2 separate regions of the Homo sapiens genome follow, and region 2 is linked to region 1. Evidence: chromatin loops called from intact Hi-C (ENCODE). Cell type or tissue: B cell. All regions are shown on one strand. Each heading gives the region's core, and the rest is flanking DNA. Links, peaks and the distances in the headings are about the cores only.

Region 1 (7,002 bases), core at 4,378-6,877:
AGGAAAGGGTCTCTCATTCACTGGGGCCCCAGTAGCTGGCTGGACCTCAGCAACTCTTTGCTAAGCTGAATATCAACAGTGGATAGTTATGGAGTAACTGCTCATCATTACAACTCTAAGGTACATATTACTATCTCATTTCACAGACCCTGCAGCTAAGGTCCAGAGAGGCTAATTGACTGGCTCCAAGGCACATAGATGATCAGTCACAGAGCTGGAACCCAACCCCAGGGATGATCTGCCTCCAGGTTTGTACTCTCTGTGCCTGTTTCTTCCCTTGCCAGGTCCAGAAAACCCAGGTACAAGTGGAGTCTCCCTGAATGGCTAGGGTTTCTAGAATAGACTCCATTCTGGGAAGGTCACCATGAAAAACTGCATCTTTTCATGGTCTTGGCACCCCTGGCTTGCCCTTGGCAGGGCTGGAAGAGTTACCCCTAGTTAAAGTGGGAACTTTGGAGAAAGCCTGGCTGGGATGAGGGCTTCTAGAAAATGCATCCTCTCTGCCTCTCACCAGATACATCCTTAACTCACTCACCTGGCAAATGGGAGCTCTGTTCCATACCCCTAATTCACTTCTCTACCCCTGCCCAGTCTCAGCTTCCAAAATCAGATTTCCACACCCCTTCCCCCAGGAAGCTTTCAGCCAAGTCACTTCAAATTGCCACACTTATTCCTGTACTCTGCCTCAATAATAAATAAAGCTACCCTATGGCGTATGTCTTCTGTCCTCCATGGCAGGCCCTATGCCAAGCACTTCGCACGTGTCCACTCCCTCTATCTTCCTGACAAGTTTATGAGGAGGTGCTATGATTTTATCCCACTGAGGCATAGAAAGTTAGCCAGCTTGCCCAATGTGACATAGCAAATCAGTGGCAGAGCCAAAAGGTGACCCCTTGCAGTCTGAAACCAGAAGCCACGTTCTTCACTACCACACCAATGGCAATGCAAGGATATGAGGTTTCACTAGAATTGTGGTGCACTGGATGACCTGGAAATCAGTAGCCCATTTGGCTGGACTCTTGTGACATGTCAATGATGAGGCAGGTTGGGGTAATGGTCTTTCCCCAGAACAGGGGATCTTGCATGTGTAGACAGGTGGAAACAGGCTCACCTCCTCTCTGGAGGTAGACTGCATCTGCTTCATTGAGCTGGGAGCCTCTCAGGGCAAGGTCAATTGTGTTCTCACTGGTCCTGCCACCCACACTCAGGACATGAGGGAGGGTTCCGGGGTGGGGGTCGGGGGGCGACTGGCTGCTCCACTGGCTGGCAGACCAGCTATAGGGACAGGTATAGGGGAAGGGTCCCAGGTAAGGGCCATCTGTGCCTCTGCCCCATCCCTGGCTGAGCCCCAAGACCCAGAGGAGGCCTGACTTTCTCTTCCCTCCACCTCCCTCCACCCCCATACCAGCCCTTCTCCACCTCCCCCCTGTCCTTCCCTCCACCTCCCCACCTCATCCCTGCCCACTTCCCTCCCCGCCCAGTTTCCCAGAGCCAGAACAAACAAGAAGACAAACCCAGCCGCAGCGGCAGCGGTGGCAGCGAGGGGAGCAGGGAACTTGCCTTCATTTCCCTGGCTTCCCTGATCCCGACCTTAATCCCCGCTCAGCATCCTGTCAGCCGGGTTGTTCTCAAGCTGACATTGCTGCAGGCGCCTTCTTGGCAGCCTTTCCTCAGATCTGCCTCCTCCGGGGACTTCTAAAGAGGAGCCTGAGGTTTCTCTGTTACAGCCGGCTTCACTTGCTGCCCTCAAGCAAAGCCTGGGCTCCCAGGGGGCCGTAGGGAGCGGGGGCTGAGCGGGGGCAGTGCCAGGCCTGACGTTTGGGAAGAAGAGAGGAGAATGGAGGTGGCTGGACCCCAGAGGCTTCCACAGTGGGGGTCAGGCCTGGAGCAGGAGCCCAACCAGTGCTGTGGGTCTGCTCAAAGCAGGGAGGGACTTGCTCAGGTGTGCAGGCCTAAGAAACTCAGGGGAAACTGAGGCTGGAGCCCAGAGAATTCAGGCTGGCGCTAGTTCTGGCTGTAGAGGAAGCCAAGTGGTCTGCAAGTTTCTGAGCCTGCAGGGAGATCACAGCTCAGAGTGGGTTTGGAGAGAGGGGCAGCTGGAGCCTGCACTGTGTGTGAAAGAAAACACAGACATACACATTCATCAGTGGACGTGCTGAACACCTGCTGGGTCCTGGGAGCCAGACGGGAAAAGCAGCCTGGTGAGAGGGATGCGGGTGAGCTCCCCAACAGACAGACCCCAGTCCCCACTCTGCCGTGGGGTCGCTGTGTGGCCTCAGACCGGTCACTTGGCTTTTCTGAAGCCCATTTTTCTCATCTATAAGGTGTGTGGTGGGTAGGGGGAGGTCATCAGGGAAAGCATCCTTGCAGGATCGATGTGAAGTTTAGAGTCAGCGTGTGCAGAGCACCTGGGGTTGAGGATGATTTTTACCATTCATGTCACTGTCCACAGGGACATTAGTCTGGAGCTTTGTCTGGGTTTTCACAAGTGGAACTCTGTGTGGAGGGGAGTCGCATGAGGGCACGCGTGTGTGCAAGTAAGCAAGTGAGTGTCCATGTGGGAGTCTGGGCAGGACTCCCATGAAGCTGCCACACATCTGAAATCAGGCTCAGCCCACAGCCTGAACAAACATCTGGGACCATAGGTCTGGCCAGCTCTGCCGTCCCCATACACCCCCACCCTCCAGTTGTGATACACCCATTCTGCCAAGGGGATAGGGATGTAAGAGGCTCCTGGAAGCCCAGGAAAGGTGCTCCTTAAGCTCCCCCACCTCTTTCAGCCCCCCTCCGGGGACTCCCTCAGAGCCATAAGTGCTCCAGGGACTGAATTGGAAGGGAGTGCCTGAGACCCCAGGTGCTCAGCTTCTTGGGAGAGAGCTCAGGGTGCAAGCTGGGTGGGCTGTATGAGAGTCCATAGGGTCCCAAAGGCAGAGGGGTTGAGTGAGTGGCAGAGAGGGTGCCTCTCCATCCACCTCTCCATTCCAGAGTGGGAGGGAGGGAGTCCTGGAGAGGGGGCTATAAAGCAGGATCTGGATTCAGTCCCTCTACCTCCCTAATAGGGCCTCTCCCTGGATCAGTAAAAAAACAAAAGCACCAGCTCTTCCTGTTGCCAGGGTTGATGTAGCCGGGTGGCCTTAGGCAAGTGACTAAACCTCTCTGACCCTTGCTGTCCTCATCAGTAAAATGGGAATAGTATTGCCTGTCGGTGTTGCGGTGCAGTGAAAAACAAAGCAGTACATGCAAAGCACAATGCCTGGCATGTGGTAGATGCTCCAAGGTGTGCACAACATCCCAGCTGACACAAAGTTTTGACTCGGGCTGTGGCGGGTATGTCTGTATGAGCATTACTTGGTAATAAGAAATAGAATGTTGACAGCGTTTTAGGTTCCAAAAATGGATATGAATGTCAAAAAGTCAAAGCAGCCAGGTAAAAATGTCGTGTAACAGCCAGGCATGGTGGCATGCACCTGTAGTCCCAGCTACTCGGAAGGCTGAGGCAGGAGAATCGCTTGAGCCCAGGAATTCGAGGCTGCAGTGCGCTATGATTTGATTGTGCCACTGCACTCCAGCCTGGGCCACATAGCAAGACCCTGTCTCTGAAAAACAAAAGCACAAAGCAAAACGAAAAGCATCATGTAACAGCTTGGCACATATAGGTATTGGTAAATTATATTTTCCTTCCTCTCTTCCTCCCTCCCTTCCTTTGGACCAAATAAATTTTATCATTCTCCAACCAAATCATTCTCACTCTTTGGGGGAAGTCAAATTCCCTCCTGACCTAACCATGATGCTTGCATCTCATCTTTATGCGTTGGGCAGGGGGGTTGCCTCCAGGGCCCACATAGGGCACTGTTGTCTCCCAGTCTTTGGGAAACCACCAGTCCAAGAACTCTCAGGAACTTGCTAACCATGCTGATTCCTGCCCCCCACCCCCCCGACCTGCTGAATCAACGCCAGGAAAGGAGCCTGGGGATCCGCATTTAATAAGCTCCCCTGTGAATCTGACACCCACTAAATTAGAAAACCGCCTCCTTAGCACTTTTTCTCTTTTGCCCTTGGCCCATATGTGCTCTTGTTTGTCAGACCGTGTTTAAAGTCCTTGTCTTGGGAAGGTGGCTGCTTCACCCCGCAGCCAGGAGATTCCTGTGGGATGCTCCCTGCAAGAACCCCGAGGTCACTGGGCAGGATTCTGCCCTGCACCTTAATCCCATGGCACCTGTATATATTCATCCCCCACAGTCTGCAGGAGTTGGGGGCTTCTGGGCCCATTTTCCATAGTGGATGCTATATTCCTCAAAGGTCAGAACCTCTGGGTCCCCCCAGCAGGTGGCCTGGGATACAACCAGGGCTCCATGTCAAACAAAGACATTGTCTCCCTGCCCTGGCACTCAAAAAGACAGGCTCAGGTGGGGGCAGGTGCCCTTCCAGCTTCCCAAGAGCCTCCCTGCACTGGGGGTTGGGGAGCAGGGCAGCCTTCTGCTGCTTCTTCCTTCCCTGGCTTGTCACCCAAAGGAGGCTCACCTTAATGTTTAGGAAAGGGTGGAGAAGGGGACACTTCTCAGACCTCTGATGACTCACCATTCCCCAAATTCCAACCCCCACACCCTTATAACTACTCCCATCACCTTAGAATGAGTGAGGGCAACCAGAACTTTACCAAGGGAGGCATCCTTGGGAGGAGGAGGCAGTGGGGTGTGTGAGGCTCTTCTGGACTCAGAGGCCTGAGTGTGAAGTTCTGGCTCCTCATCAGCCAGTTGCACAGACCATGGCAAGCCCTCCTCCAGTTCTCTCACCTGGGAAGCAGCCATTAAAAGTTGTGAGGCCTCAGAGAGACCACGGGGATGAAAGTGCTAAGTGAACATGAGGTATGGATCTTTTTTTTTCTTATTTTATAGAATTAATCCTTTTGCATCCTCCCCCAACAACAGGTGCAGGCTACCTAGGAAGACCCTGTCCAACTGCCTCCTTTCTGGGAGTCCAGCCTCAAGCTGTCTGGCTCTTAAAACAAGCCCATCTGTCTGGGAGGTTTCAGAGGCAGCTGGGAGGGGCCCCCAACCACCCCAGCCCATTCCAAATAGGTGGAGTGGGAGAACCTGGTTCTGAGGCAGCCTCTAGCCATGATGCCCACCCCGGGGATGTCAGGGGAGGCGAGGAGAGGAGGCACCAGGGGAAGAGGACTCTGGGAGCCAGATTCCGAAACTCCTATGGGCGTGAGATCAGAAACCCAAACCCTGCCCCCCACCTCCCCACCCCTTAAGCCACCGTCCGGAAAAAATAAACTATTTCCTGCAACCAGCTCCGAAACAAAGTCTGTGAATGCACAGTGACACATATTACATAAATAGAAGCCACAGAGGGGAAAAGCCTGTTTTCTCTTTCATTATTTATCACTCTCTAACCATCTCCAGCTGGGTGAGTAAACAGGCGCATTGGCCCATAATGAGGAACAGACTGCTGCCGTGGGGCTGCCGGAGGGGCGCGTGTGTGAGCATGAGAGTGTGTGGATGTTTCTGTCTGTCTGTCCCTGAGAGGGAAGCGTGGGAGCCTGAAAAGGCAGGCTTGTGGGGGCATCAGATTCCAGAGGACAAGGGGGGAGCCACCTGGTGCCCCCGCTGGAGTGGAACAGAGCCAGTCTGTTGCCTCCTTGCCATGAGGGTTGGTGCGGGAACTGGTGAGCTGGGCGGAGGAGTCAGAGGGGAGAGACTGTGTGGGTGGGAGAGGATGTGAGATGTATGAGCCAAGTGCGAGGCTGCAAATGTGCCGGGTCTCTGAGCATGACCTCCACAGGGTGGCCTCTGGGAGTGAGGCGGGGGCAGGAGGGTGTGCGAAGGGGTGTGACTGGAGGGGGTGTGTAGGGCTGTAAGACTGGGAAACTAAAGGAGTGTGTATGTGATGACCTCGCCATGTGTGTGTATGCGTGCATGTGGGGGGACCATGGGAGTGTCTGATCCTGAAAGTGTATATGGGAGTGTGTGATTTTTGTGACTATGGGATTGTGTGTTTTATATCTGTGTCACTATGGCAGTATGGCCTATGTATGTGAGATTTTATGGCTGTAGGTGGTATTTTGGGTTGAATTGTGCTCCTCCCCAAAAAAGATATATTGAAGTCCTAACCCCAGAACCTCCGAATATGATTTTATTTGGAACCAGTATCATTGCAGATGTAATCAGTTAGGATGAGTCCCTACTGGAATAGAGTGGCCCTCATGCATTATGACTAGTGTCCTTATAAGATGTCCATGTGAAGACACAGAGACAGATGGAGGCAGAGGCTGGAGTGATGCACCTCCAAACCGAAGAATACCTGGGGCTACCAGAAGCCAGCAAAGGCAAGGAAAGGCCCTTCCCCACAAGTCTCAGAAGGAACCTTGCTTTTGGACTTCTGGCCTCCAAAACTGATACAATAAATTCCTGTTGTTTTAAGCTACCCAGTGTGTGATACTTTGTTGTGGCAGTCCCAGGAAACTAATAGAGGTATGTATGAACATGTTGTGCATATGAATATGTTGTGCAAGCTTGAGAGTGCATGAAAAAATGTGAGAAGCCAGCTGGACGCGGTGGCTAACACCTGTAATCCTAGCACTTTGGGAGGCCAAGGCGGGCAGATCACCTGAGGTCAGGAGTTCGAGACTAGCCTGGCCAACATGGTGAAACCCTGTCTCTACTAAAAAAGTACAAAAATTAGCTGGGTGTGGTGGTGCATGGTTGTAATCCCAGCTACTTGGGAGGCTGAGGCAGGAGAATCACCAGAACCAGGGAGGCAGAGGTTGCAGTGAGCTGAGATCGTGCCACTGCACTCCAGCCTGGGTGACAGAGCCAGACTCCATCTCAAAAAAAAAAAGAAAAAAAAGTGAGAAACCACGAGACTGTGCATGTATGTGAGTATGAGATGGTGGTAGTGAAGATGGAGGTGACTATGGGAGTGTGAAAACGTGTGTGAGACAGGGAATGTGTGAAGTGTCTGTGTATTTGTATGTACCAGAACACACATGCTCAGTAC
Region 2 (12,349 bases), core at 6,139-8,638, 60 kb after region 1:
GCCCTGGGTGGTGCCTCCTCCTGGGTTGGGGTCCAGGGGACAGGGCTAACGGGCCGAATCCTGCAGGTGCCTGTGTCGGTGGCCATGATGTCGCCGCAGATGCTTACCCCGCAACAGATGCAGCAGATCCTGTCGCCCCCGCAGCTGCAGGCCTTGCTCCAGCAGCAGCAAGCCCTCATGCTCCAGCAGGTGAGTCTGGCCCCAGGGCAGCTGGTCCCTCCTCCTCTGCCTGGCCTGGCTCCTCCCACCCTGTTTACACCTCACCAAGGGCCCAAGCTGTCCCAGAAACCAGAGAGACTGCTCAGGCCAGACTGATCTGCATTCCTCTAGGGTAGTGGGGAGAGGTCAAAGGTCAGGCATCTCTTATGGTGGCCCTGCCCCCACAATACTCCCCGGTCCTCCCTCCCTGCATGCTGGCCCCACTTCTATCTCCTGAACAGGGAAGGGCAAAGTACTGGAACATTCTGGCACGTTGTCCCCTGTGACCTGCTCAGGAGATCCACCAAAAGCAGGGAGGGTTCAGAGCTGTGGGAATGAAACTCCTCCATCCCTTGCTCCCTCCCTCCGCACCCAGACCCTGCTCAGGGCCCCTCCAGGCTGACTGGGGAAAGCCAGACCATGTTTTAGGGAAACTCCCTTCTCCTGCCCCCAGGAGCCCAGATGGGACAGGGCTGGGGTTGTGGGGATAGCAGTACCCTGCCAGTGGTAACCCTCCTCCACCCCCCCAGCTACAGGAGTACTACAAGAAGCAGCAGGAGCAGCTCCACCTGCAGCTCCTCACCCAGCAGCAGGCTGGGAAACCGCAGCCCAAAGAGGTAAGGGGCTGTACCAGGGCCCACCACCGCCCTCACCCCCTGCCCAGAGCTGGGTGTCCAGAGCTGGTCAGGAGGGAATTGCCTTGCAGGAATAGTAGAAAAATCTAGAAAAGGCTGAGGAAGGGGACCAAGGATCAGTGTGGGGGAAATGGGGATGGTGGTTCTTACGTGTCTCCATCTCCCCTCATCCCCATTCATTCTTTCTCTCCTTGCCTCGTGTTGTTGTCTCTGTGCACATGGGTGTAGACAGGTGTGTACGTGTCACCCCCGTGTGTGGTGTCTGCCGGGCCACGCTCATGTGCCTTGTGGTCGCACCATCTTCCTGCCCCCTTGTCTCTTTGTGACCCAGCACCTCAGCCCTCCCCTCCTTGTCCTGCGAATCTCTGAGTCCCTCAGCAAACCACCTCCCCTTACCTCAGCCTGCCCCCAGCTTCTTCCCCTTCTTCTTATGACTTGCCCAGCCACCCCTCGGTCTCCTCTCAGAGCTCCCCAGCCTACATCCCCTACCCCATCGGAGCTTCTATACCAGGCCCTGGAGGCCCTTCTCCCCTGGGTCCCAGACCTGTGCATCTCTCCTGCTGCCCAACCGCAGCCCCAAGCTCTAAGTTTCCTCTTCCCAGAAGGCTGCCCTGACACCCAGGAATTCTCCAGCACCCCCAGTCTCCCCCTCAGCAGTCTTGTAATTGCTGTGTTATCAGCAGGTAAATCTCTAGGCTAAGTTTATCCTGTGTCTCTCTATTGAATAGCCAGCCCCCACCCTACCCCATGCTTCCCACCCCCAGCAGGCAGGCAGAGACATCTCTGCCTCTCAACCCACCCAGGACATGCTTGGCTCATGGGGCTCAAGAGAGACTTGCTGACAGCCTGACTTGTCAGTGCCTGTGTGAAGAACTGAATGGGTGGGGGTAGGTAGAGTGGGTGAGCCAACGAGTACAGGGCGCCTGGGCAGTGGTGATGTGACTGTTCTCCGAGCCTGGGTCCCAGTGAGTCCCGTCAGACTCCTTGATTCTCTGTATCTAAAAAGCAAGAGAGGAAAAGAGCTGGGGGAGAGAAAACTCCCTCCCCAGAGCAGAAGGGGGCACCCCGGGCATGTGGGAAGGGTGCCCTCCAGGCAGGAGTGGCCCCCAGAATCTGACAGGCTCATCGATCATTGTGATGAGGCACCCCCAGGCGTGCACAGCTGCGGTGCAGGGAGCTGAAGCAGCGGAAGGAGGGAGGCGGGAGGAGGGAGGGCGTCGTGCTGCGTGTCTGGGTCTGGCTGTGTGTGTTTGCGCGCGTGCGTGCGTGCGTGCATGCGTGTGTTTACTGCGAGGAGGCATGCAGCCTTATGGAAGCTGGGCCGGGAGCAGAGACACTGCAGCTGCAGACGCCACAACGACAGCTCCAGGGGCTGACAGGCCCTGGGAGGGGGTGGCCGCGGGGTGGGGGCCAGATGGCATGCCTGAAGCTGATGGCACCCCTCTCTGCCCGCCCCCTCGGGCCCCTCACCAGGCACTGGGGAACAAGCAGCTGGCCTTCCAGCAGCAGCTCCTGCAAATGCAACAGTTGCAGCAGCAGCACCTGCTCAACCTGCAGAGGCAGGGGCTGGTCAGCCTGCAGCCCAACCAAGCCTCGGGGCCCCTCCAGACCCTTCCGCAAGGTGAGCACCCGCCACTCCTCCCCTCCCAGCCCCAACCCCACAGCCCTGCCTGTACGCAACAGCTGGCAGCCCCTGTTCTTGGGGCCAGGTAGAAAGCCGAGTGTTCGTGGGGCCCTGCCAGCCTCCCCTGTCTCTCCCACAGCAGCTGTTTGCCCAACAGACCTGCCCCAGCTGTGGAAGGGCGAGGGTGCCCCCGGGCAGCCTGCCGAGGACAGCGTCAAGCAGGAGGGGCTGGACCTCACTGGCACGGCCGCCACCGCTACCTCGTTTGCCGCTCCCCCCAAGGTCTCACCCCCCCTCTCCCACCATACCCTGCCCAACGGACAGCCTACTGTGCTCACATCTCGGAGAGACAGGTACAGGGGTCCAGGCTGGGAGGGGCATCAAAGGCCTGCCTGGGGGTAGACCTGGCCCCCCACCCATGAGGGCTGACTGTGAGGGAGGGGGTGGAGCCCACGGACCGGAGGTTCACTCCCTCTCCACTCCCTCTCCCGGGGTGTACAGATGGTGCTTGGCCGCTGGGAAACCTGTATTGGGGCAGAAATGTCACCAGCAGGGGAGCTGGTGCTCAGCTGACTACAGGGCCGCTGGGGTCTTCAGGGTCCCTGATCGGCCACCTCCCTGCTGTCCTCCCAGCTCTTCCCACGAGGAGACCCCCGGCTCCCACCCCCTGTACGGACACGGAGAGTGCAAGTGGCCAGGCTGTGAGACCCTGTGTGAAGACCTGGGCCAGTTTATCAAGTAGGTGTCACCCCCAGCCCCTCCCCCAGCAGCCTTTCCCCACAGGGCCTCTCCCCCAACCCTGCCCACTAGCTTGCCCCTTCTGGGAGCCCTCCTCACTAGCTGTACTACTGTCCTCACTCCAGAGGGTTCTAGTTCTTTCTCTGCCCCCCACGGACTCCCTGATCACCCACTCCCTACCCTGTCTATATTTCTGGGCCTGCATTCCCCTGACTCCATCCCCAGCGCAGGGTGCGGGTAGGAGAAGGAGAGGACAAACATAAGCATTACTCCTCCCCCCACCCTCCCCTGCTCCCCTCCAGCCTCAGCCCCGGGGAGTGATGGCGAGTGACAGGCTGAGGGCCGCAGACAGGCAGGGCGGGAGGTGGACGGGCGGCTGGCAGCAGGCGGCCAGCTGCCACAGCCGTGCCAGGCTCTGTCACTGACTGATTAACTCCGCTGTCTCCCAGACCCTTGCAGCATCAGGGTCAAACAAATTGTTTTCACGCTTCGTCAGAGGTTTACTTAATTAGTTCATTTGCAATTAGATCTCTCTGTAGCTGGGATTTTAGCAAAGACATCAAAGGAGGCTGACGAGAAGGGAGAAGCCTTCCTCCATTGCCCCGTTTTTCCACCTCTTTCTCTTCTTTGTATCTCTTGGTCTGTCTGCTTTTCAGGCCATGGGTGGGATTAGAGGATAGGATGGGAGGATGGTGGCAGCAGGGAAACCGGAGCCAACTTTCTCTCCTCCTCTCTTCCCCTTGAAGACACCTCAACACAGAGCACGCCCTGGATGACCGGAGTACAGCCCAGTGCCGGGTACAGATGCAGGTGGTGCAGCAGCTGGAGATCCAGGTGTGGCCCGGAAGATGCTGGGGAGGGACATGGTGGGCTCCAGCCCCTGCCCACCCACAGCACTGACTTGCTAGGTGGGCTCTGTTGGGAGGGTCTCATGGAAGGGTCCTATGGTCAAAGCCACCATCTTATGCTTTCTAGGTCCTAATGACCATGGTTGTGAGGTGAGGACAGCTGGATTCTGAGGGGTAAACCAAGGTTGGGGGCGTCTCTGCTGGGAGGTCCAGAAGAGACTCACGCTACATAGAAACATCAAAAATAATTATTAGCAGCTAACATATGGAGCACTTACTTTGTGCTGTGCTAAATACTTTATATAGCTCAAGGAATCCTCTCAACAACCTTATGTGGTGGGTACCATTATTCTCCCCATTTTCCAGATGGAGAAAACAGGCACACAGAGCTAAAGTAACTTGCCTGTGAGTGGCAGAGCTGGGATTAGAACCCAGGCAGCCTGGCTTTCCCAAGGGAGTATCCCAGCTACTTGAGAGGGGACACTCAGCAGCACAGGGTTCCCAGGAAGCAACTCAGGGCAGCTCCTCTGTGCTTACCCATCTCCCTCCAGCACCTAGCAGAGCATCCTGCTGTGAGAGGGTGGTCATGAGAGACCCATTGAGTTTATGAATGGGGTGTCTGAGCCATTCATCAGTTCCTGCATCTGCATTCAGTATGCAAGGCCCTCACACACAAGTGCCACTGCACAAGGCACAGTGGCCGCCCCCCCGTGGGTGGGTAGGAAGAAGCCTCCCAACATGTAGAGGCAGGGATAAGCTCCAGCCAGGACGCACTGGGAGGGCTCAAATGGTCACCATCCAGGGGAGAAAGGGAGAGGCTTCATGGAGCTGGCAGCCCTTGAGGGGTAGAGCATTGCTGAGGCCTCCCTGGAGCGGGTCACAGAGGGAGCATGGATGCTGAGGCAAGGAGGCGAATGGGGGTGGGAATCGGCGGCCTTCTGAAGAGCCTGGCGGTGGAGGGGTGGGACAACACTGCCTCCAGGGTTCAGCCTCCCGCTCACCTCCTGCTTTGCCACCCTCCACAGCTCGCCAAGGAGAGCGAGCGGCTGCAGGCCATGATGGCCCACCTGCACATGCGGCCCTCGGAGCCCAAGCCCTTCAGCCAGCCAGTGAGTGCTGCTCCCCTCCCCGCCCCTCCCAGAGCCTTCCACAGACCCTGGAGCCTCGGGACCCCCACCCTCGGGCACTGGTCTCAGTACCCTCCCCGTTGCTCACAGCTGAACCCGGTCCCCGGCTCCTCCTCATTCTCCAAGGTGACCGTCTCTGCAGCAGACTCATTCCCAGATGGTCTCGTGCACCCCCCGACCTCGGCCGCAGCCCCTGTCACCCCTCTACGGCCCCCTGGCCTGGGCTCTGCCTCCCTGCATGGTGGGGGCCCAGCCCGTCGGAGAAGCAGTGACAAGTTCTGCTCCCCCATCTCCTCAGGTGAGGGTGGGCTGGGGGCTGCAGGGCGACAGCAGCGTGAGGCTGTTTTTCCCATCTGAGCCCCATATCTGGCTACCTCATCCTCTGCCTGTCTCCCCAGAGCTGGCCCAGAATCATGAGTTCTACAAGAACGCCGACGTCCGGCCCCCCTTCACCTACGCCTCCCTCATCCGCCAGGTGAGCAGGGCAGGTAGGAGGAGGGTGGGGAATGGCACACAGGCTGCTCCCCCAGCCCCCGCCACACCCCTGCCTCCAGGAAGGTCCTGGGGCCAAGCAATGGAGCTGTCCCGCTCCCTCTCACGTGGCGGTCTTCCCTCTCTGCTGTGCGGGGCTCTCCTGCAGGCTGGGCCCTGTCAGCCTGCTGCATAGGGTTATGTGTCTCTGGGGGTGCACACACTGTTCTTCTTACTGACACCCACCGTGGCATTCATGTGCTCATTTCCACGTACACAGCCCGCCATGATAGACTCAGGGTCACTCTTCGTCTCTCTCCTTTGTCTTTCCTCCCTCAAGCCCATGATCTTCATGTCACCAATGTTCACATAGTATTCACACTCAAGCATGAACTTACATCGACACATATGTCCTCCCTGATACCCACACAGGCATGTACACCTTCACACACATTCTTTCTGTCACACACACACTGTGCTTAGGGTACCTTTTGCCAAAATCAGGATAAATTCCAAACAGCCTCCACCCCGTGGACATCTCTCCCAAGAAAGACAGGACTGACTGCTTTCACCCTCGGTGCAGGGCCAGGTACTAAAGGCATTTTCTCTCCAGAAGCAGCTCCAATCCTTCTTGTACAAATACATAGCCCTTGGAGGCTCCTGCCCTCTTTATCCTTGGCCAAGCTATAACCAGCCTGTCCCTCTGAGGGGACCCACCAGCCACCACCCATCTTGTTATCCACACATTTCTGAGCAGGTCTTCTCACAAAGTGAACTCGGGGCTAGGCAGAAGGGAGAGGTACTGGGGGAGGGAACCCAGGGCTGTGACCCTTCGAGGCCCAGGCTGACGGTCCCTTTGCTTGTTCCTTCCCCGCAGGCCATCCTGGAAACCCCTGACAGGCAGCTGACCCTGAATGAGATCTATAACTGGTTCACCAGGATGTTCGCCTATTTCCGCAGAAACACTGCCACCTGGAAGGTGAAGCAGGCCCCTTCCACCTTCTGGGCCCCAGTCACCCTTGGACCTGCCATATCCCATGGAGACCAAGGCTGCCTAACAATTAGTTCCCTAAACCATTAGTCCTGCAGAAACAGCCACCCAAGGGCCCAGCCAGGGCTGCATGCCCACGCCCACCTCAGCAGGGGCTGTGGATTGTTCCATAACCTTTTAATGATCCCTTCCTTCCAGCCTGGTGCTGCCTCCTTTCTGGGAAGCAATCCTTCTCTAGGGTACACCCCCAAGGGCCCCAAAGACGCCAGCCCCACGAGGTAGGGCCTCTAGGAATTGCTAATGCCCAAGCTTGATACAGAAGCCTGGGCCGAATTTCACAGAGACCCTAAGGGTCTGGATACCTTGGCTTAAGGTACATGTTCTGAAGCCTGAGGTGGGGCTAGGAAAGCGCAGGTATAGACACACGGATGGACCAAGAGCCGTGGACCACACATTGGGGCACTGACGGCACTCACAGCCCTCCCCAGCTCTGCCATCCCTGGCAGGAAGATAATTGTCTCCATCCAATTAGTCATTTCAACACCTTCAGCCATAAGTTTTCCTGGGAGAGCAGAAGCAGGCAAGAGGGGGACTCTAGAAAAATGGGAGACAGATGCTGGGGTACTAGGCCATTTATTTTTCTATAGCCAAAAGGGGGGTGTGTGTGTGTGTCTGTCTGTCTGTCTCAAGGTGGGAAGGTGATATCTAAATTGGGAGAGTGGGCGGGGCGGGGGGAAGAAGGAGAGAGTGTTCGCCCCTGCAGGGAAGGTTAGACGCGGGGAAGGACTCCCTCTCAGAACCTTAATTGGATCCCTGGCTCTTGAGTCCCCCTGCTGGCCACTGAAGAAACTGCAGTTAAACGGGCTACCTCCCCCAATCCCACTAGGTTTCAACAAGTGTTACTGAACCCCTCCTCCCCACCAGCGCCCAGGACTTGGTGGGGTCTGCACAGTGCCTGCCTACCCTTTGCCCTGGGATTATGCTAAGTGCAGCAGAAGGGACTGCATCATGACTTTCATATGCTCATACCCAATTCCCAAAGCTTGGGAGAGAAGCTGGGAGGCTGTTGGGACAGCTGCTGTAATTGGCTGTGAGTGATGTCATTTTCTGCCAACCACATTCCTGCCCTCTTTCTGAGCCAGCAGGGCTTGCTTGGGACCACCTGGTCCAGTCTCCAACCTCCAAGTCAGTTCAGATACCAGGTTTTTATAAATGATAGAGTCCTACAAACATAAGGGATGATTATAATTATTACCTAATGTTTAATAAAGCATATTAATCTTTTGCCTTTAGGGGTAGTAATATAGAGCCTCCTTTCCATAAGACAGCCTCCTTTTTGGGGGCAAAGTACTGCTAAGCCACCTACCTTCCTTCCTTCCTTCTGTCTTACCTGTAATGCCCTGCTGCAATTTTCTAATTCTCTCTTCTCTTGAGGTCAGGTTAGGTGACCTGGTTTAGGTGACTTCCTTAAACTACTCAGTGACCATCCTGAAGCCACCCCCCTGATATTCTAACCCTGCCGCCCTTGCCCAGCCCAGCCTTTCACATCTCTGTGGTGTGTTCCTCCTAGTTCTTCACCCCCATCTCCCCTCACCTAGTCTAGGGTCCAGTAAGAAGCATCTGGGCTGGGGAAAGTGAACGACTAAGTGGGTGACTTTGCCAGTTAGCAGTGTTCTGCTGCTGCCTCTGTGCCTGAGGCCACTGCCTGAGCCTTCCTCATGGCACAGCAGAATCCATCCAGCTTGAGGTCCACTTTGACCTTCTGGTTTTTTTCAGCCAAATGCATTCATGTTACTTGGGAAATACACCATCTACACCCAACTCTGCTTCCCTTCCACCTCTACTTTCCACTCATTTCTCAGCCCCTCAGGTCATCTCTGCTCCTCTCCCGAATTATTTGTGCTTTCTTCTTTCCCTTCTTCACCTTTGCTGGCTCCCACCCTGAGATACTTTCCACCTCAGACCAGGGCAGAAGGGTTGGGAGCGGGCATGGTGTGGGCCCAGCCAGCTGCCGTTCATCCAGGGACAGAGCTGCCATCTGCCAAGCTGATGGTCCTTGCTGGCCCTCCCCGTGTCCATCCCCTCCCAAGGCCCGTGTTGTGGGCCCGTCCTTTTGTTTACGAAGCCCCTGCCAGACCCCTTAAATTGCCGTTAATGTTTCAGCGTAACGAATTAGTCTCTCATCACGAATCAGGCTTCGAAATGAGGGAAAAAAGCCCCGGTGAGGCCATCCTCGGAAATTGGGGTCATTCTCATTTGCAAAGCGGAGGATCGGAGCCCCGTAATGCGGGCAAATTTATTCCGAGGCAGGAGCCCCGGCGTGATTAGGCCCTTTGTAATTATCGCTCCAAGAGATTCCACTCCAGCCGCCCGCCTCCCTCGTGGATTAGCAAGCGAGTCGGAAAAATACACAGGATTTAATTAGAGGCAAATTAAAATTGGTAATGAAATCGGGCCAGTTGCAAGTGGCAAGAGTTGGAAGGGAGAGAGGGAGAGGGATCTCCAGGGGCACGGGCTGCCTGCCCTACCCGCTTTCTTCCCCGTTTAGAAATGTAAAGAGGAGACAAGGATGGGGACGAGGCGGGGGAGGCTAAGGGAGGACAGGTAACAGGGTCCAGGGATGCAGGCAGGGATGGTGATAACTGGGAGCTGGCCGTGGGGGCAGCACAGCTGAGAGAGGAGGGTGCAGGGACAGGACTGAGGGACACGATGAGGTGGGGCAGACTAGGGCCCTAGTCCGGGCTCCCATGGTGGTGAGGGGGGAATTGGGCCAAGCACCCCGCCCTCGCCCAAGCGTCCTACAAACCAGATGACCTCAATTCTTGAAGTTATCCTGCCAGGAGGAGGTGGGACAGACAAGGTGACTTATCTTCTTTCTCTCCTCTTTCTGCCTCTGGGTTGTCAACCCACACTCTCCTCTCTCCCTGTTTATTTCAACAAGTATGTATGAGGCCTTTACTGTATACCTTGTGCTCTCAAAATATAAGCTGCCTGTTCTGAGCCACAGCCAAAGCATGGCTCCCAGACTCCTGTGGGTCAGTGGAGGTGGCAGTGAGGGTTTATGAGCTCTTTCCCAAACTTTTAAAAGCTTTGTGGAAATTCTGCATGCAGCTGAGATGAAGCATCCTGGGCTCGCAGAGATGCCGGGGCCCGAATGTGATCTGCTGCTGATCCAAAGCCCTGAGTAACAATTACATGTGTCTTTGATTAACGAAGATGATGAAACAGATTATTACTAACTGGATAGCATTTAGTTAGTAGACAGAACTTTCCAAGATGTGGCAGGGAGAGAGGAGGCAGCTAATAAAATGGGTCATCCATGGTGAAGAGGCTGGGAACCCCTGGCTCTATGGAAAGGGTAGGGGCCCGCCTTCCCTTTGGCTGGGTCTCCTCCCAGCCCACCCCCCTCCCCTGCTCATCCCTGAGCTGGGGAAGGTGGGCCGCTGCTGCGTGGGACATGGGATGGGATGAGGACTATCATGTTTGTGCTTGGCCAAGCAAGCCGCCTCTGAGCTCCTCTTCACTGCACCCACAGAACGCCGTGCGCCACAACCTCAGCCTGCACAAGTGCTTCGTCCGCGTGGAGAACGTCAAGGGTGCCGTGTGGACTGTGGACGAGCGGGAGTATCAGAAGCGGAGACCGCCAAAGATGACAGGGTATGTGGGTCCAGAGCTGGATGGGCTGTACCTGCCCAGGGGGCAGGAGCCAACTCACCCCCACCCCCTACCTCTCCAGGGTACACATGTGCACCAGATCCTTCCTGGCTGGGGGAAGGGGTGTGGGGAGAAAGGAGCAGAGGAGACTAGTGCTTGGGGACAGGGGGCTGGAATCCGGAAGTGATGGATAATCAGAAGGCAGACATTTATGTCCTCTTCTGTCCTCACTCTGACTGAGGGAAGGGGCCAAGAAGGAGGCCTGGTAGCAAAGAGAGACAGGGGCCCCAAGTAGCCCTGGCCAGAGCTGGCACACAGGCAGATGCCAGCCAACGGGCCATGGGTGAGGGGCTGCCACCCCCAGGGCACCCGCTCTCTCAGCTCATCAGGATGACTAGACCTCTGAGGTCCCGCGACCCCACCAATTCATCTTACGGCAGAGGAGAGCCAGTGAGGGCCAGGGGCTGGCAGGAGGCCCCAGAGCAGATTTGTGGCAGAGCTGGTTCCAGGACCAGGTCTCTGCCCTCCTGGTCTTTTGTGCTCAGCTTCACTTCACCACCTGGCATTTTATTTATTTACTTATTTATTTATTATTTTTTTAATTTTATTATTTTATTCATTTATTTTTTTTGAGAAGGAGTTTTGTTCTTGTTGCCCAGGCTAGAGTGCAATGGCACGATCTCAGCTCACTGGAACCTCCACTTCCCGGGTTCAAGCAATTCTCCTGCCCCAGCCTTTCGGGTAGCTAGAATTACAGGTGCCCACGACCACGCCCGGCTAATTTTTTTTGTATTTAGTAGAAATGTGGTTTCACCACGTTGGTCAGGCTGGTCTCGAATTCCCAACTTCAGGTGATCCACCTGCCTTGGCCTCCCAAAGTGCTAGGATTATAGGCGTGCACCAGCGCACCTGGCCTATTATTTTTTTGAGACAGAGTCTTGCTCTGTTGCCCAGGCTGGAGTGCAGTGGCACGATTTTGGCTCACTGCAACCTCCACCTTGTGGGTTCAAGCGATTCTCCTGCCTTAGCCTCCCGAGAAGCTGAAATTACAGGCGCCCACCACCACACCCAGCTAATTATTTTACTTTTGGTAGAGACGGGGTTTCACCCTGTTGACCAGGCTGATCTCGAACTCCTGACCTCAGGTGATCTGCCCGCATCGGCCTCCCAAAATGCTGGGATTACAGGCGTGAGCTACCGCACCTAGCCTCCACCTGGCAGTTTAAACAGAAACTGAGGAGCCTGGGACAGGGTCAGGACCTCCCTTTGGCTTCCACGTAGCAGCAGTGGCCTTCTCCCGACCTCAAACAGCCCCACCCCAGCCACCTGCTTGCTGTGCCCCTTGGGCCAGAGCCCCTGGGTAAGGAGAGGAGAGCAAGTTAGATGGATGTCTCTGAGGTGTGGGGTGTCTGCTCCCCTCAAAGATGCCTGCTTACCAGGCAGGAGCCTTTGCACCCCAGGCAGTGTGCAGCCTGGAGAATGGAGGGAAGCCATCCCCTGGTGAATGCCTAGGGGCCAGTCTCCAGGCCTGGCTGCGCTTGCACCTCTGCTTCTCACCAGTTTGGTGACCTTTGGCTGTTTCCTTAAGCTCTGTGAGAGCTCTGTGATGGTGTCATCACTGGAAGAGGGACAGCCCCCAGCCACTGCTTTTCCTGTCCCAACTCCCGAACACCTTCCCGTGCAGAGAAGCCTTCTGTATGGAGGCTTCCATACAGAAGCCTCCATGTGGGACAGGCTGAGCATATGTCTGACATGTCCCAAAATCTAGGATGGCAAGACAGTGTGGGCAGACCAGGTGTGTAACTACTGAGACTATAGATTAGACCTTGCCAAACATTGGAAAATCTAGACCGGAGAGAAAACGGGTGGGGGGGCAGCATGCTGTGAAGGCAGACACTGGGGGGATGCCAGTTCCCACTTCCCAGCTCCGAGACCTGGACAGGTCCCTGAACCAAGCCCATCGCACCCACCTGTGAAGGGGCTGCTCCTGCAGGGCCAGTTGAGCGTGAAGACCGAATCAGACCAAGTACACACACAGCTCCAAGACAGCGGCTGATCCGCCC

What was found. A loop is a pair of places that touch in the nucleus more often than their neighbours do. Peaks named below come from ENCODE experiments on the same cell type or tissue, not always from the same donor. Only the 100,000 strongest peaks of a DNase experiment are listed, where the experiment ranks them.
Region 2: a loop joins it to region 1, with 9 times the contacts of the local background. A loop is called at or near these places in 35 of 110 quality-filtered maps.

The regions. Positions count from the first base shown.
Region 1 is chr6:41,526,636-41,533,637 of GRCh38, forward strand. The region is part of intron 1 of FOXP4-AS1 (FOXP4 antisense RNA 1); the gene reads right to left. Among named protein-coding and RNA genes, the nearest start is that of FOXP4, 16 kb to the right of the region's middle. RefSeq lists enhancers at 5,017-5,587, 5,342-5,701, 5,588-6,156. In B cell, for the core only: no CTCF peak of the experiment used is centred there; a DNase peak (open chromatin) is centred at 5,416; H3K4me3 peaks cover 1,114 bases; H3K27ac peaks cover 1,724 bases.
Region 2 is chr6:41,584,703-41,597,051 of GRCh38, forward strand. FOXP4 (forkhead box P4) reads left to right here. Exons shown (of 17, transcript NM_001012426.2): 4 at 67-189; 5 at 729-815; 6 at 2,307-2,454; 7 at 2,597-2,810; 8 at 3,091-3,195; 9 at 3,942-4,029; 10 at 5,069-5,152; 11 at 5,261-5,468; 12 at 5,569-5,645; 13 at 6,519-6,620; 14 at 10,168-10,289. Among named protein-coding and RNA genes, the nearest start is that of MIR4641, 7.8 kb to the right of the region's middle. RefSeq lists enhancers at 1-142, 143-722, 8,277-9,635. In B cell, for the core only: CTCF peaks have their summits at 7,485 (motif pointing left) and 7,687; a DNase peak (open chromatin) is centred at 7,459.